Regions from separate parts of the Mus musculus genome. Here regions 1, 2 and 3 are each linked to region 4. The links are chromatin loops, found by intact Hi-C in ENCODE. Cell type or tissue: gastrocnemius. All regions are shown on one strand.

What was found. Peaks named below come from ENCODE experiments on the same cell type or tissue, not always from the same donor. Only the 100,000 strongest peaks of a DNase experiment are listed, where the experiment ranks them.
Region 1: a loop joins it to region 4, with 3 times the contacts of the local background. A loop is called at or near these places in 20 of 42 quality-filtered maps.
Region 2: it touches region 4 in a loop (4-fold over the local background); 22 of 42 quality-filtered maps call a loop at or near these places.
Region 3: it touches region 4 in a loop (4-fold over the local background); 23 of 42 quality-filtered maps call a loop at or near these places.

What each region holds. Positions count from the first base shown.
Region 1 is chr19:43,653,924-43,657,923 of GRCm38, reverse strand. No RefSeq gene overlaps it. Among named protein-coding and RNA genes, the nearest start is that of Gm4311, 14 kb to the right of the region's middle. In gastrocnemius, a CTCF peak has its summit at 1,979 (motif pointing right); DNase peaks (open chromatin) are centred at 841 and 1,996.
Region 2 is chr19:43,663,853-43,667,852 of GRCm38, reverse strand. It overlaps Slc25a28 (solute carrier family 25, member 28), which reads left to right. Exons shown (of 4, transcript NM_145156.1): 2 at 710-938; 3 at 2,025-2,081; 4 at 3,210-4,000. The coding sequence ends at 3,727. Among named protein-coding and RNA genes, the nearest start is that of Slc25a28, 9.0 kb to the left of the region's middle. In gastrocnemius, CTCF peaks have their summits at 251 (motif pointing left) and 2,203 (motif pointing right); DNase peaks (open chromatin) are centred at 240 and 2,181; H3K27ac peaks cover 1,353 bases.
Region 3 is chr19:43,625,338-43,629,337 of GRCm38, reverse strand. The region is part of intron 1 of Gm34922 (a long non-coding RNA gene); the gene reads right to left. Among named protein-coding and RNA genes, the nearest start is that of Gm34922, 11 kb to the right of the region's middle. In gastrocnemius, a CTCF peak has its summit at 1,797 (motif pointing left); no DNase peak of the experiment used is centred here.
Region 4 is chr19:43,528,283-43,532,282 of GRCm38, reverse strand. No RefSeq gene overlaps it. Among named protein-coding and RNA genes, the nearest start is that of Got1, 5.7 kb to the right of the region's middle. In gastrocnemius, CTCF peaks have their summits at 1,639 (motif pointing left), 1,902 (motif pointing left) and 3,894 (motif pointing right); DNase peaks (open chromatin) are centred at 1,624 and 1,886; H3K4me3 peaks cover 3,702 bases; H3K27ac peaks cover 3,514 bases.

The DNA of each region.
Region 1 (4,000 bases), 130 kb before region 4:
TATTCCCAGGCTTTAGGAGTGTGTGTGTGTGTGTGTGTGTGTGAGTGAGAGAGAGAGAGAGACAGACAGAGAGAGACAGAGACAGAGACAGACACAGAGAGATGGAGAGGGAGAGAGTCAGTCAGAGATTCAGGGGTGGGGGTGGGGTGCTTTCATTGCAAAGGCTGGCTTTGAACTCACTCTACAGCCCAGACAGCCTTGAATTGTGATTCTGCTTCTGCCTCCTAGGTAGCTGGGATCACAGATCTATCTATGCCACTAAGACCCAGCTTCAGTCTGTTATTTTAGATTCATCCATCCATTTATATCCTCACCCCTACCCCATCCTGCTGTCCATAAACATCTTCATCTGGTTTTCCTAAAAACAAAAGCTTCCTCTTGCATAACCACAACATATTTATCAAAATCAGAAAATGTAACCTATAGGCCTAAAATGATACTTTGTTACTCCCTGCTGGGGTCAGGTCTCAGCAAAGGAGAAGAAATGCTGGTGGCACTTGGAGTCAGGACAAGCAAGGAGGAGACAACATGGGAGGAGCCTTGTCCTTGTCCACCATAGATGTCTGCCAACTCTTAGGTAGCAACTCCCCTCACCAGCCTGCTCCAGCCGTGAGTGGGCTGGCTGTTAGGATCCTCAAGCCACCCCAAGGCCACCTGCTCTTCTGTCACAGCCATGCCTCCCTTTCCTCTCAAAAGCCCCTGTTCTCAGGTTCTGAGCTGCTTTGACTTTCCGAAGCTGCACACTCCATGCTGACACCTGGCCGAAGCAGGTTCTGAGTAGGGGCTCCGTGAGCCCAAGGCCGCACGGGTCTAGTGGATACCCTGTTCCCGGGAGCTGGAAGATGGCCAAGCTGGGTGCGAAGTTAGTGCAGCGTCTTGGCTTCAGGCAAAGACCAGGCTTGGTACCTGTTTGTATCAAGTTAATGGCTTGACACGGCTTCCATCTGAGAACAAGACGTTAAAACGCTTCGGAGCAAGGACTTAGATGAGGGATTTAGCTTGTCTCACAGGTGTTCAGAGACAGACAGCTCTAGCCCTCCAAGAGCACATTCCAGGTAAGAATAGCCTTGTCTTAGCAGTAACAACTCTGAGTATGAAATGCTCTGGGCCATTTTTACACCAAATGTATTGGGCGCATGCTACTACCTCCAGGCTTCTGGAATGTAGGCAAAGGAAAAACATTTATAAAGTCTGTGGTTTGATTTTTGTTTAGCACACTTGTTCTGATACTGAGTCTCATTGCGCAGCTCAATCTAGGCTGCAATTGACTGATAATCCAGACTAGCCATGAACAGCAATCCTCCTGCCTCAGTTCCCCCACGCGCTGGCATTATAGGCATGTACCAACGTGCCTAGCTCAAAGTCTATAGCTTAAACTTTTGCACATACACTATGTTCTGGGCCCTGTTCATTCTTACAACACAGTCCTGATGTGAAAATACAGACAGACAGACAGACAGACAGACAGACAGACAGACAGATAGATAGATAGATAGATAGATAGATAGATAGATAGATAGATAGAGATAAAACCAAGAATCTAAAAAGCAAGAAACATGCCTGAATCATCATAGCAAGGACATAGCTGTAGAGCAGGGTTCCAGCCAAGAGTTCCCAAGGCTCTGCAGCTCGCATCTCTGCTTGTGGAAACTCAGGGCCCAGGCAAGAGGCTGCCTGAAAACAGGTCATGCAGAATAGGGGCTCCTCGCTCTAGCAGAGGCTTGAAGGAGGTTTTGATGTTTTTCTTTCGGGCTGCTCCTGGACTGGCTCTCCTGAGTGGGATCCCAGGGCCTCTAAGCATGTCGAATGTTAGACTTACATCTCTGTAACAGCCACTTTGCTGTCTAGAGAGTCAAGAGACCCACAAAGGATGATCATCTGGAAAGGCCTAACTAACTGCTCATGTGTGCTATCCAGGGAGGCCAGACAAGGGGTGCATGTCTTTCTCTACACAACTCTTCCGTTTTGCTTGCTGTCCTGCAGGTGGCGCCACGTCCCTCTCACATCTTCATGCTCTTAACTCCAGAGTGATCTTTCTGAATTCTCTCTGAAATGGCAACCCTTCCAACCCTCCATCCAGAGCATGTGTCCTGTGTCTTTCTCTCTCGTGTATCACTGTCCGAGACTCGGCTCTTCTCCTCAACGTGAGGCCTAGGACCTCTCTGTCTGCTGCACAGAGAGGGCCTGACAACAAGCTCAATAAGCATTTTGTTGAGAAAAATCAATCTCCACAGCATTTTTCGAGGTCCAAATCCCTAAAGCATCAGGCGTGTTGCTACGTTAGAAATAAGGAATTAGGTTCAGAGAAGTCTCTGGTAGGCCCAGATCTCAAATGAACATATATCAGTTTATGTGCACCGCAGCTCCCCCTCTCTCCCAGAGCACCCCTCTCCTCTCCGGACTCACATGTTCTACAGTCTTGTGGCCCAGCAAAGAAACCCAATGATACCTGGGAGAGCTCTTTCTAATCCTTGGACAGGACAAGGTCAAAGAGCTTTAAGGAGCATAGCACAGGATCTATTCTTAAAGGACTGCCTTGAAGTTGCCTGTGTCCAGCATTAGATGTGTTGCGCATCATTCACCCTGCGAGAGACATCTGCTTTCTTCACCCTGGCCTTTCCATTGGAGCAGCAGCCATGCCTCCTGTCTTAAGAGGCTCAGAGGAGAGGTAAATGTGCTGCTGTACAGTTGGGCATGGTGGTACTTGCCTGTAACCCCAACACTTAGGGAGGCTAAGGCAGAAGAATTGGGCTATGCAGTGAGACCCTGTGAGGGGCAGGAAGGAACTTGCTGTCTTGCCTATGGGGCAAATGCACAGTCCCTTGGGGACAGCAGTGACAGTCTCAGCACTGTGACGCCTTGAAAACCATGGACCGTTGGGTTTCTTCATGTATAATCTTCCAGGTCTGTATGGAGCAGAGGCCACACAGAGGGACTGGCAAGGGATGGGAAAGAGGGACATGGTTACAAGTATGTGGATATGACGAAACTGCAAATTTCTCTGTCTGTCTGTCTGTCTGTCTCTGCCCCCTCCAATCATATAAACTGTTTTGTAGGGCATTAGGGAATCCATTTATTTCCTTTGCTACACAGAGATTTGGAAAAAAAAAAAACTACTCTCAAATCCACTAACAAGTAGGAGAGGGCATCTTAAAAACTACAGTATTTATATACACAGAGATGTGTTACACATGTATCTTTTCTTATTAAAATGGATGTATCCCAGGGAGGTTGTAGTTCAGTTGGTAGATTGTTTGCCTACCATGCCAGAAGTTCAGGGTTACAGCTTCCGGCCTGGATACAGTCAGCATGGCGGTACAGCACTTGGGTGGTGGAGGCAAGAAGATAAGGACCTCAAGGTCACCTTTCAGTATGCAGCAAGTTCAAGCCAGTCTGTGTTACTTGAGACTTTAACCCAAAAACAAATTAACAAACTCACAAATAATGAGGCTATATCATAGAAAGTATAATGAGTATAACCAATAGTTTAAAGAGCAACTCTTTTATTTTACTGCTTATATTAGTATTTTGTCTTTTCTCTTCCATCTGTGTCCAAAGTCCATGTGTGTAAACGCATGCTATATGCAGGTGCCACTCACCACAAGACTGAACGGCCTTGCTCATGTTAGGCAAGTGCTAAGCCATGAGCTATACCTCAGACCGAGAACTTGACTATTAAATAGAGCAGTAATTTCCTTCTACATTGCTTTGGCTAAAGTTTTAGAGATGAGCTGTTAGTCATTCCTCAGTCCCTTTGTTCATTAAATACACACTTATCGCAACCGGGCACACCAGATGGCTCCCTCCATCTGCCAACAAGGAGCAAGAAACCTCTACAACTAAGTTTCTCTGTCAGAAAGACAGAGATGAAGATGCCCCGAGGGCCGGACGGGGTCCCACCTGGGAAAAGGCTCAGAAGCAGTGCAGAGCAGCAGGGAGCACCCACCGATGAGAGGTATGATTTGCAGCTTTCTCTGTCCCAGTCCAGCTAGGGAGGACA
Region 2 (4,000 bases), 140 kb before region 4:
TGTATGAATGAATGTATGAATGCAAATAACCACAGAGTCCAGAAAAGAGTATTTCCAGAAAAGATCCCTTGGAGCTAAAGTTACAGGCGATTGTGAGCCACCCAACGTGGGAACTGAACTCAGGCCCTCTGTAAGAGTAGTACGTGCAGGCTGGAAAGAGGGCTCCATGGTTAAGAGCATTGATTGCTCTTTCAGAGGTCTTGATTTCAATTCTCAGCAACCACGTGGTGGCTCACAACCATCTGGACTGAGATTGGTGCCCTCTTCTGGCCTGCAGACATACATGAAGGCAGAACACTGTATATATAATAAATAAATCTTTTTTAAAGTGGGGGGTAGTACATGCTCTTAATGACTGCACCAGCTCTCTAGCCTGATCTCTAAACTTAGGTGAGTTTATTAAGGTGAAACAGCAACTTTGGGAATCTCAGACTTGGTATTATCACTGGGGCACTGGGTCATTTTGGAGTTGCAGAGTGTTGCCAATAGGCAGTGTTCTCTAGGGATGTAATGGTGTTCTGCTTTTTGGCTGTGGATGACTAGAGGAAGAAAGGTCCAAGGCTTGGAAAGATGACTCATAGATTCGGGAAGTTGTAAAGGCTGGGCGCCCAATGTCACTCCCACAGGCTTACCCTGTGCCTGGGGCCGGAGGGATGGGGTAGATGAGAAGTTACAATCGCCGCCTTTGCTCTTTTTGCTGTAATTTCAGACCCGGATGCAGAGCCTACAGCCTGACCCAGCCGCCCGCTATCGGAACGTGTTGGAGGCTCTCTGGAGAATCATGAGGACAGAGGGCCTGTGGAGGCCCATGCGGGGGCTGAACGTCACAGCAACAGGCGCGGGGCCTGCCCACGCCCTCTATTTTGCCTGCTACGAAAAGTTAAAAAAGACATTGAGTGACGTAATCCACCCAGGGGGCAATAGCCATATTGCCAATGGTATTGAGCCTTCCTGTGCTGGTCCCCACTTCCCAAACTCTCTAGGCTTTGCTGCTGTCAGTGCTTCCCAGCCTCGCATGGTTTGGAGCTGCAGCTTTGGGCTGGGGTAGGCCAGATTATAGGGGAGGGACCTCCAAACCTGACGTGCTCGGACAGCGGGCTGCTTCAACCCCACTCCTCCTATGGGGCGCCTCAGCAAAGGTCACAGTGTCCTCCCTTACCACCAGCTTGACTTTCCTCTCATCTCCCTGGCATCAGCTTCGAATGCCTGGTAATGTGGAGACACACTGAACTCCCCCACTATGTATTTCTTGGTAGTTGGGTGGTACCCTACTTCTCAGGGCAGGATTGGAGGTGACCCAGCTACTCTCAAGGATGTCATTAATGGAGCCCCAGCTCTTCCCCTCACCCTTTCAGGGTCCAACCTGACCAGAGGCACTGGTGTCGTCGAGGACACGACAAAGCCTTGACAAATGGATGGGGATGGGGTCAAGGGACTGTTTGGAGAAGCCAGATGTTTTAGGCGTTGGGTGGAAATGAAGACATAGCAATACAAGGTTGAAGACAGAGTCATGTTGAGTGTAGAGTCGGGATAGTGGTTTAGGGCCAAAAGGGAAGGTCTGGATGGGCCAGCGATAGAACGATAGGATTTGGAGATAGGTTGGGCAGCTTGCAGGCAGTCAGAGAAGCAGCAGATTAGATTATGAGGTTCCGACTATCTGCCCCCCCTTCTCCCTGCACCGGTGGCCATTGTGCTGGCATGCCTCGCCAGAAGTGCATCTGCTTCCTGCCAGGACATAACTGCATTTATTCTTAGACTCCCCTACTGAAAACACCTGGGCTCTCATCTTTGCTCTTTTCGGGCCTTCCTGTCAGATATGGAATGTGCAGTGATGACATTGTTAATTGAGGGGTATACCTTCCTTTCTGGGAGCAGGAGTCAGGAGCAGTGGGTTCTGAAACCACCTCTTGGACTGACTCTTAACCTTCCTTCCCTAACCTGTGAGTCACTCACCTTCACCTGGGGCCTCAGCGCATCGCTCCCCCTCTCGGCCTGACATGTGGCAGTTGTTTTCTCCTTTGCAGGTGCAGCCGGATGTGTGGCGACATTACTTCATGATGCAGCCATGAATCCAGCGGAAGGTAAAGATCCTTCAGCCGTCTTCTGGGCAGCTGAGTCTTCATGCCTGGTTCTGGTTCTGGTTCTGTCTCGCAAAGAAAACCGGGGCACAATTTTTGTGGCAAATCCTCTTATTTGTACCACTAGATGGCGCTCCCTCCCTCCGCATGTTCAGGACTTGAGGGGGCTTGCCTCTGTTACTGAGGCAGCATAGTCTTTGGGATTTAATTCATCTTCAGGGCTTTCTTGGAATAAGTGACGGCTCTGTTGGCTTAGCCTGGCCTTTCCTAGAAGTCTGCTTTGTAGTATATTTGATCTCTGATTTGTTTCAAATTATTTTGTGTTTCTTCAAAGAATGTAGGTCTTTTAAAATTTATAATTTTAAAATATAAAGTATTGCACATACTGGAATGTAGACAAAAGGGAAAGACCAAATTGTATACTTTAACCCTTTCTTGCTACTAGGGTAGTAGCTTTTTGGGTGGAGAGAAATTTTCCCAAAACATTCGGTGAGAATTGAGGTGATCAGCCAACGGTTAGGGGCCATGTTTCTTCAGCTTAGTAGGTCTGGCAAGACTGGGATGTAAACAGCTAAAGTTAGCTAGAGGTGCACAGAACTCAAGCCATGTTATGTGTCTAAGGGAACAGGGAATGCTAGGAACTGAAGCCAGCGCTTCTCAAATCAGAACTGTGGTTTTTCATGGCAGCGTTTTCTTTCTTCTTTCACCTCCAGTCTCAGTTTTGAGTTCAGGGTTCCCATCATACCAAAGGGACGGAACTTGAGGGCTCTGCTCACTACGGTGTGCACTGCCACTGAGCCATCTGTGGTTGAGAAAGGTTAAGATAATACTAAGCTCTTCATTTCACAGAGACCCTCCCTCCGGGATTACTGAACTATAGATATGCTGGGTGTTAGCTGGTTGGTTTTAAAGAATTCCTACTAGGAGTGGGCTCATTTTAGAATTTTTCTTACTAACCCTTTCCTTCCTTCTCACTACAATAAGAGAAATACAGACTCTTAGGAAACTCACCATCCTTTGTTTTCTTCCCACCACATTGACGGATCTGCTGACTTGAAACCCTGAATTGGGATGCTCTGTCGCTGGCTGGTTGCTGCCCCGTTTCCCCTTCTCCTTCCTGGTGGCTCTCAGTCGTCAAGCAGAGGATGCAGATGTACAACTCGCCGTACCACCGCGTGACAGACTGTGTTCGGGCAGTGTGGCAAAATGAAGGGGCCGGGGCCTTTTACCGCAGCTACACGACCCAGCTGACCATGAATGTCCCCTTCCAAGCCATTCACTTCATGACCTATGAGTTCCTGCAAGAGCACTTTAACCCCCAGAGACGGTACAACCCCAGCTCCCATGTGCTCTGTGGGGCCTGCGCAGGAGCAGTAGCTGCCGCCGCCACAACCCCACTGGACGTTTGTAAAACACTGCTCAACACCCAGGAATCCCTGGCTTTGAACTCAAACATTACTGGACACATCACAGGCATGGCTAGTGCCTTCAGGACGGTCTATCAAGTAGGCGGGGTGACTGCTTACTTCCGAGGGGTGCAGGCCAGAGTCATTTACCAGATCCCCTCCACAGCCATCGCATGGTCTGTGTATGAATTTTTCAAATACCTAATCACAAAGCGGCAAGAGGAATGGAGGGCAGGCAAGTGAAGGGATGCTGAGTGGACCAGGGTCCGACCGCACGGCTGCATCCTGCCCTTCCAGCACATTCTCTGGCTGCTGGCACACTCCAGTCTCAAGAGGAGTTGGAAGGAGGGAGAGAGCTTGCTCCAGGCTGTAGTTGGCTAACACTAGTTCTTGCCAACATCTGTCGCCACTGTTGTCTTTCTTCCTGGGCTCTCTGCAAGTTGAGCAAAGCCCACCGCAGTACCTCTGCCACCGTCTCCACCCTGGGCCTGGCGACCTGCTCTAGACTGATGCAGA
Region 3 (4,000 bases), 97 kb before region 4:
ACGTGGGCTGAGCACCTCCCTCCTCAGGCTGGCTGTTCACACTGCCCATCTATGCCCAGCCCCGGCTACCACCATCTAGAATTACTACTGGGTGAGGGCTAGGGTTACTGCACTTAGCACAGAAAGGCCCTCACCCCAGCCTTTTCCAGACAGGGGGCTAATCACTCATCGTATGCCAGTTGGTCATGTATTTGGGGCTTTGTTTCTGCCAGATCTGAAAGCAAGCAAAGGGTGAGGGGCCACGGGGACTGGGACAGATTGAGTGCGGCTGTAGGGTGTGAATGACGGGGGTTATTCAGAGAACCAACATTCCAAAGGTGTCCCAGGGTGTGGACACACGTGAGAGCCTCTGTAACTGACATGGTGGGCATCTGACGGCCCACATGCATGGTCCCCAGCTGGGATTCCTGAGAGCCTACTGGGCACAAAGCATCTCAGATGGGAACTTCAGTGTAGTTCCTGTCTTCCAAAGGAGTCTAATAGCAGAACAATAAGAAGGTGTCCCCTTAGCTTGCCCTCAATACAATCAATCCTGTCTTCCTCCCTCCTCCTCCACCTGTCTCCAATCTCCATGAAACACACACTCATTTGTTTTGTCTAAGAGCCTAGAGGTTGTCTCAGGGTTGGGTGGGTAAAAAGGTGAGCACACATCTGTAGTCTCAGCACTGGGGAGGCAGAGATAGATAGCAGATCTTTGGGGCTCCCTGGCCAGGATTGGCAAGCTCCAAGTTCAGGCCCTGTGGATAGAGATTGAAGGAGACATTTGATGCCAACCTCTGTCCACCACAAGTGTGTGCCCATGTGTTCACCAGGTACACACTACAAACAAGTTCACATATATACACTACAATACACACACACACACACACACACACACAAAGATAATCATTTTAAAGTGGCCACCGAGAAGTGGGTTTGGGAGGAGAGAGTACGTTGATGGATCCCAGAGTGCATACAAAGTGCAAGCCACAGAACTGAATGATAGCTCATAGAATTGAACTAGACACAGGGTAAGGGCGACCACAGGTGATTTCCAGACTTCTGATCCAGCCCCTAGGCCAGGCAGTGCCTCTACGACCTGGAGGAGGCTGAGGGGGACAGATGCGAGGAGAGGGTGGCCTTCCTGTCAGGCCTCCATTGATTTTTTCTGATTTTAGTGTTCACAGGATAACTTTGCTGCTCCTCCAATGAAAATTAATTAAAGGAAACAACCCAAATTAAGATTTACTTAAAAATCAAGAGATCTGCCTGTCCCTGCCTCCCATGTGCTAGGGTTAAAGGCGTGCACTGCCGCGGCTGGCTAAAGTTAACAGATTTTTAAGTTTTAAGCTGTTGAGATGGACAGGGATAAAAAGCAGATGCTGCGAAGAGGCCTGATGCTCTTGCTCATCTTCTGCAGCCCTTTCTCACTCCTACAAAGGTTATTTTTAAAATCGGGCTGACAACGTGGCTCAGCAGGTAAGGTCCTTGTCCCCAAACTCGATGACCTGTGTTTATTACCCAGGAATTACATGGTGGAAGGAGAAAAGTGACTCCCTCAAGATATTCTCTGACCTCTCCATGTGCATTGTGGGACATATATGCTAATGTGCGCGCTCGCACTCTCTCTTTGCTCCTCCTCTCCCCTCCCTCCTCTTAATAAATTTACTTTAACAATAAAAATTTATTTAAGTGTCTGGAGAGATGGCTTAGCAGTTGGGAGCATTGTCTGCCCTCTGAGAGAACCAGGGTTTGACTCCTGGAACCCACATGGCAGCTCACAACTGTAATCCCACTTACAGGGGACACAATGCCCCCTTCTGGCCTTGTTAGGCACTGCATGTATGCAGTATACATACATACATACATACATACATACATACATACATGTAGGCAAAACACCCATAAATGGAAAAAGAAAAGTTTATTTCAAATTGTTGCTCGAATTGACAAATAAATAAACCATATGTTTTTATGGCACACATGATTTGATCATATGTGTATATGTTTTGGAATGACTAATTCAAGATAATTAGTATGCTAGACCTAGAGAGATGGCTCCGCAAGTAAGAGCATTGGCTGCGTTTGATTCCCAGCACCTACATGGCCGCTCACAAACTGTCAGTAACTCTGGGCCCAGGTGTGCCAACAACTCTGCCAACCCCTTTCTGGCCTCCATGGTGCATCGACACACGTGCAGGCAAAAAATAGAAAGAATGCAATACTCGTTAGCAACTAACGTGCCTGCATTGCACAGATACCTCAAACTCAGTTCCCCTAACTGCAATGTTGAGTCCTTTGAGCAACATCACCTCAAACTCTGGCCCTGGACCCCCCTTCTTACTCTCTGATTCTAAAAGTTGAAATTTTTCTAGATTTTGCATATGAGTGAGATCTTGCATGTGAATCTTCCTAACATTAGTTTAAAGGCAAAGAAAATTGTTCTCACAGTCAAAACAAGACCTAATCACCCCCACTTCTTTCCCTCCCCACCTTTCTTTTTACAGACCTAGTATAGCTTTCTTACCTCTGGCATACACCTCCCTAGCTCCTCCTTAGACACCAGGCTCAAGTATCATCTTTTCCTACGAGTCTATCCTGACCACTCCCATCAGACTGGCAGCATCCTGTGAAAAATCACGAGTCACCCACCCCTTCCCATCACAGAAGGAGGGAGATGTTCTCTGTGAAGATGTCCTGTCCTCCCCGAATGCTCAGTGACACTTTTACCCACCGAAAGGAGGAGATCCGAGCTTACTGAAACTGTGTTGCTTGGGTACAGTGGAACACATAAAGACTAGGTGCTGTTAAAATCATTACCACCAACAACAGCAAAAACTAAAGTGCTCTGGGGAGTTCACTGTTTAATAAATTCAAAGCCAGTCAGCAGGGGGAAAAAAAAAGGCCTGCTAATTGCAAATCAGTGCATACCCTGGAAAAGAAGTCACGTGACTTATTGCAGCAGAAGAGAATGCTGGAGGGCTGTGGGAAGGGGAGCAGCTGTTTGTGGCTGTCCAGTGTCAATGAGTAAGGCCCTGCACGCACACAAGTGCTGAAAGGAAAGCCTGTGTGGATATCCCATCCCTGCCCCTCCATTAGAGTGACCTATGGCATGGGGATGTGGATCTGACATGTAATCTATAGACTTTGGGGCTGGATCTGATTTTGACCACCTGGCAAATGAGTGGTGGCTAAACGTCCTAGCATCTCCCGGAGGTCATAAATTGCACTTAGGTATCGAGTAGGTCTTACTAAGCTGTTTAAGTTCTCGTAGCTACTACAGGAAGACATACATCTTGTGCTATACATTAACTGCATTTAACAATTAGGTTGAATGAACTGCCTGTATGTCTTGAGAAATGAGGTACCTCCTCTGGACCTCCAATTTTGTTTAGGGAGTGGATAGAGGGAAGTCTGAAAAGAAGGCAGAGGATAAGAGAAGTCACCTTCACGGTCTATCACTTGACCTTTCCTGGCAGCTGACACCCCGAGACGCCCCTTCAGGACAATTGGAAGAGAATCTCCCTTTGTTTCTTTTGCACTTTGCAATCCATACAGCTTTTTGACAATGATCTTTGACAAGATGGTTGGTATAGAAAAGGATCTTTGGCTTCTATTCAAAGATAAATGTGATTCTTATGATCTTGTGTGTGTGTGTGTGTGTGTGTGTGTGTGTGTGTGTGTGTGTGTGTGCATGTTTACGTGTGAGCATGATCACATGCCATGGGGCACACAGGACATCAGAGGACAACCTCAGATATTGGGTCTCACTTCCCAGTTTGTTTGAGTCAACATCTCTTGCTCATTGTTGCATATGTGAGGCCCGAGGCTTCCGGGATTTTCCTGTCTCAGCCTCCCATCCTGCTGTGGGGAAGCTAGCACCATAGATGCTTCTTATTTATTTATTATGTATATGAGTACACCGTCACTGTCTTCAGACACAGCAGAAGAGGACATCAGATCCCATTACAGATGGTTGTGAGCCACCATGTGGTTGCTGGGGATTGAACTCAGGACCTCT
Region 4 (4,000 bases):
TATAGTGAACTTAAAATGGTCAAGATAGTGTTACTTAAAAAAAAAAACAAAAACACGGCAAAAGAGCTAATTTTGTATTAATGTAATTTTAAAGAGCTTGTCTTTAATCAATCAACAAATATTTATGTTCAAATTAGGCACCAAATACCTTTTTTTTTTTTTTTTTTTTTTTTTTTTTGTCATGGAACATGCAGAGAGTTAGGTCTAATGGTTTTGGGTCTTAAGAAACTAGCAATCAAGTTAGGGAGATAGTTAAGGTTACATGACAATTAACTAGCAATCCAGGCAATGTAAAGACACCAGATGAGAAGAAGCAGAAAGTCTTATATGTTTAGAACAGTATTGACCTCTTTGGGCTACAATGATAGAAAAACTCGTTAGGTATCTAAATAGCTTTTAAAGCAATTAAATTTTTGCTCATTTATTTATTTTTATGTGTATGGGTGTTTTGTCTGCATGTATGTCTGTGTACCACGTGTGTGCCTAGTGCTCACAACGGCCGGAGGAAGGCATCAGATCCCCTGGGATTGGAGTTACAGACAGTTGTGAGCTGCCATGTGGCTGCTGGGAATCGAACCAGGATCCTCTAGAAGAGCAGCAGCCAGTGCTCTAACCACTGAGCCATGCCACTTTCTGAATTAGCTCTTCTAATAAATCCTGAGGCATCTCTGCTTAAGAGCGGAGGAAAACAGGCTCAGAAGTTATAATTCGCCCAGTTGACAAGGCAGGGCTGGGGCTAGACTTAATGTCTGCCACCACTTTCTCCTCAGGAGGGTTGTTTAAGTTTGCACTGAAGATTCGTTGCCAAAAAATCTTTCCAGGGTCAGGATAGAACTCAAATATACTAAGAACACTTCTGCTATATATTTTCTAAAATTAGGGTTATTCTCTCCTCCGTGTCCTCCTGACAAAGAGATTGAGCTACACTTAGCACAAAAGTCAGACCCCCCCCCTTTTATTGCTTAGAGAAATTCAAATCATAGTGTAATAGAATCGATCGAGCACACAAGCTGTTTACGCACAGCTGTCAGGCAACCGAAGCTTCAGCAAAGAAGTCCCTCCCCCACCCTGTGGAACATCGTTCCTTAAAGTCACAATACCTGGCCTACGTCTGCATTTGCCCTGATCCGCCCCAAACGCGCTAGAAATGAACACTGACACAGCGGAATGAAGTCAGTGAGTAAGAATTTAGAAGCCATCATCAGGGTTGTGAGCATATGATTTACACACATTAAAAAAACCCACATCCTGCTTCAGAAAGACGATCTAGAAAGTTCAGGAGCGTTTACTGTGTTCATAGAAGACTGCTATCTGGCTGCCTAAGGTTGAGCCACTTTTTACCTTTGCCAGACAGCACACCCAGCAGAACACCTGAAAACTCTGGTTTTCACTAAGTACTCGGTCTTCCATTATTAAGCAAATAGAAGATATGGGATTCCTTCTATAAGACCAATAAGCAATAAGAAAAATAAATTTTAAAAAGAACTTGTATGGATAAAGTAAAATTAAAACAACAACAACAAAACGGTTGGGAGCCTTTCCCCTTTTCCCTAGATGCTCAACATTTCTCAAAAAAAGGGTAGTGCTGCCCTCTACTGCCAGATGTTGAAATGTTAGAAGCTTGTCTCTTCTGGCTTTGAGCAAGAGTCAAGCCATCGGTTATAGTGTCTTAAGAAGTTAGGAGTTAAAACACTGTTTTCTGGCAAAGACATTGAGTGTGCCCTTTTCATTTGCGTCCACCTTGTACCAAAGCTTACAACTTGAGGTCATGTCTAACTAAACAGAGGGGAAAGGACACAACTCGGAGAGATACAATGGAAGTCACTGGGGCTGGAGAGGCGGCTCAGCTTCCAGAGACTCCTTTCCAGCCTGCCTGTACGCCCGACTCCAAGGCATTCGACGCCCTCTTGTGGCAACTTTGAGCACATGCTTGCAGGAGCATCTTCATGAAAAAACAAGAAATGAAATCTCAAAAGAGGAAGAGGAGGGAGGAGGAGAAGAAGGAGGAGGAGGAGGCGAGGAGGCATGACGTTAGCAGTAAGACACTGCATCTATAATGAGCAGATCTACGTAGACACGGGGCCCATTCTGAAATGTTTTTGTTTTGTTTTGTTTGTTTGTTTTTTGCTTAGTATTCTTTTTGTGATTTATGTATTTTTTAAAAATTTATTTATTCGCTCTCATTGGTCCCACTGGCTTCCTTGCTCGCTCTGGCCCAAAGGTTTATTTATTATTTTAAATAGGTACACTGTAGCTCATTTCGGGTGGTTGTGAGCCACCATGTGGTTGCTGGGATTTGAACTCAGTGCTCTTACCTGCTGAGCCATCTTGCCAGCCCCCGTGATTTATGTATTTTTAATATTTTTCTTTTCTTTTCTTTTCTTTCTTTCTTTCTTTCTTTCTTTCTTTTGTTGTTGTTGTTGTTGTTTGAGACAGTGTTTCTCTGTATAGCCTTGGCTGTCCTGAAACTCACTTTGCAGACCAGGCTGGCCTGGAACTCAGAAATCCACCTGCCTCTGCCTCCCGAGTGCTGGGATTAAAGGCGCGTGCCACCATGCCCGGCTCTTAATGTTTTTTTATTTGCTGTTTTAAGTCAGTGGTTTCTCAATCTGTAGGTGAAGACCCCTTAGTCCCTCAGGGTCTTTCTCCATATCAGACATTTACATTATAATTTATAACAGTAGCAAAATTACATTTATACATATAATAATAGAAATAATACAAAATAGTACAAAATAATCTCATGGTTGGGTGTCACCACAACATGAGGAACTGTATTAAAAAGTTGCAAGTGGAAATGAAGGTTCCCCCCAGATGTTAGGAGAATTATGGGATGGTTTCTAAGACATTTTTTTTTTCTCTTGGGGAGAAAGATATAAAAGGCTATTATTACCATGTTCATATTTTAGTTCATTTTTGAATATATTATCTTGTTTTCTTTAATTGTTTTCTAGCACTTACAGATCTTTACAAAAACTTCTTAGAATTATTAAGTAGCTAAGGCTGACCTCAAATTCTCCCTCCGCCTTCTAAGTGCTGGGATTACAGACATGTACCGCCACACCTGGCCCCTTCTCCGTCTAGAAAATATTTCAGAGTGCATACCCACTAAGAGGCCAGATCAAACAGACTTCAAAGAGAGCTCAACCATTACCTTCCAGCTGTCTAGGGACTAAAGTGTAACCTCTATGACAATAATAATAACTTCTACCCATGTGCTAACTGTGCACACGTCTATATGCTACAACTTAACGGATATGAACAGCAGAACTCAGACACATTAAGTAACTCAGTGTCTCAAAAACTAGTAAGAGGCAAAGCTGAATTTTGTTGTTGTTGTTGTTATTGTTGTTTTTCGAGACAAGGTTTCCAGTGTATGTCCTGGAATTGGCTCTGTAGACCAGGTTGGTTTTGAACTCAGAGCTTCACTTGCCTCTGCCTCCCGAGTGCTGGGGTTAGCCACCACTACCACCCAGAGCAAAGCTGGAATTTCATTCTGAATCCAAGCTTAGATATAATTCACCTGGGTTGCTCATCGTTCAATAAAAAGCCTAAAGGACTCTCAAAGCAGAGTTGGTGATATCAGAGGTGATGACGAATCTCATTAACACTTGATGGACACTGTTAGCATCTGCTGAGTTCTTATGAGATACAATTCAAAGGACTTTCACACGGAACCGCTCAACTGCATTAAACAAGTTAATCTTCTTGACAACCCCCTGGGGTAGAACTATTATTACCTTCATATTGCAGGTGAGGAAACGGAGACACGCAGAGGAAATCCACTTCCAGAGGTCAGGCTTTTAACTGTTGTACTTAAGATACTTCTTAAACACAAAAATTACATGGCACAACGATTTCTAAATGGTGCCGGGGAGTTAATTACAGTCAACAGTAGAGGGTAGCATTCACTGCACTTGGGCCTGTTGATATCTTTGGAACATAAAGGTCTTCTGAGCCTTAAATAAAACCTGCACATGTGAGTATCCAGTCCAGGACT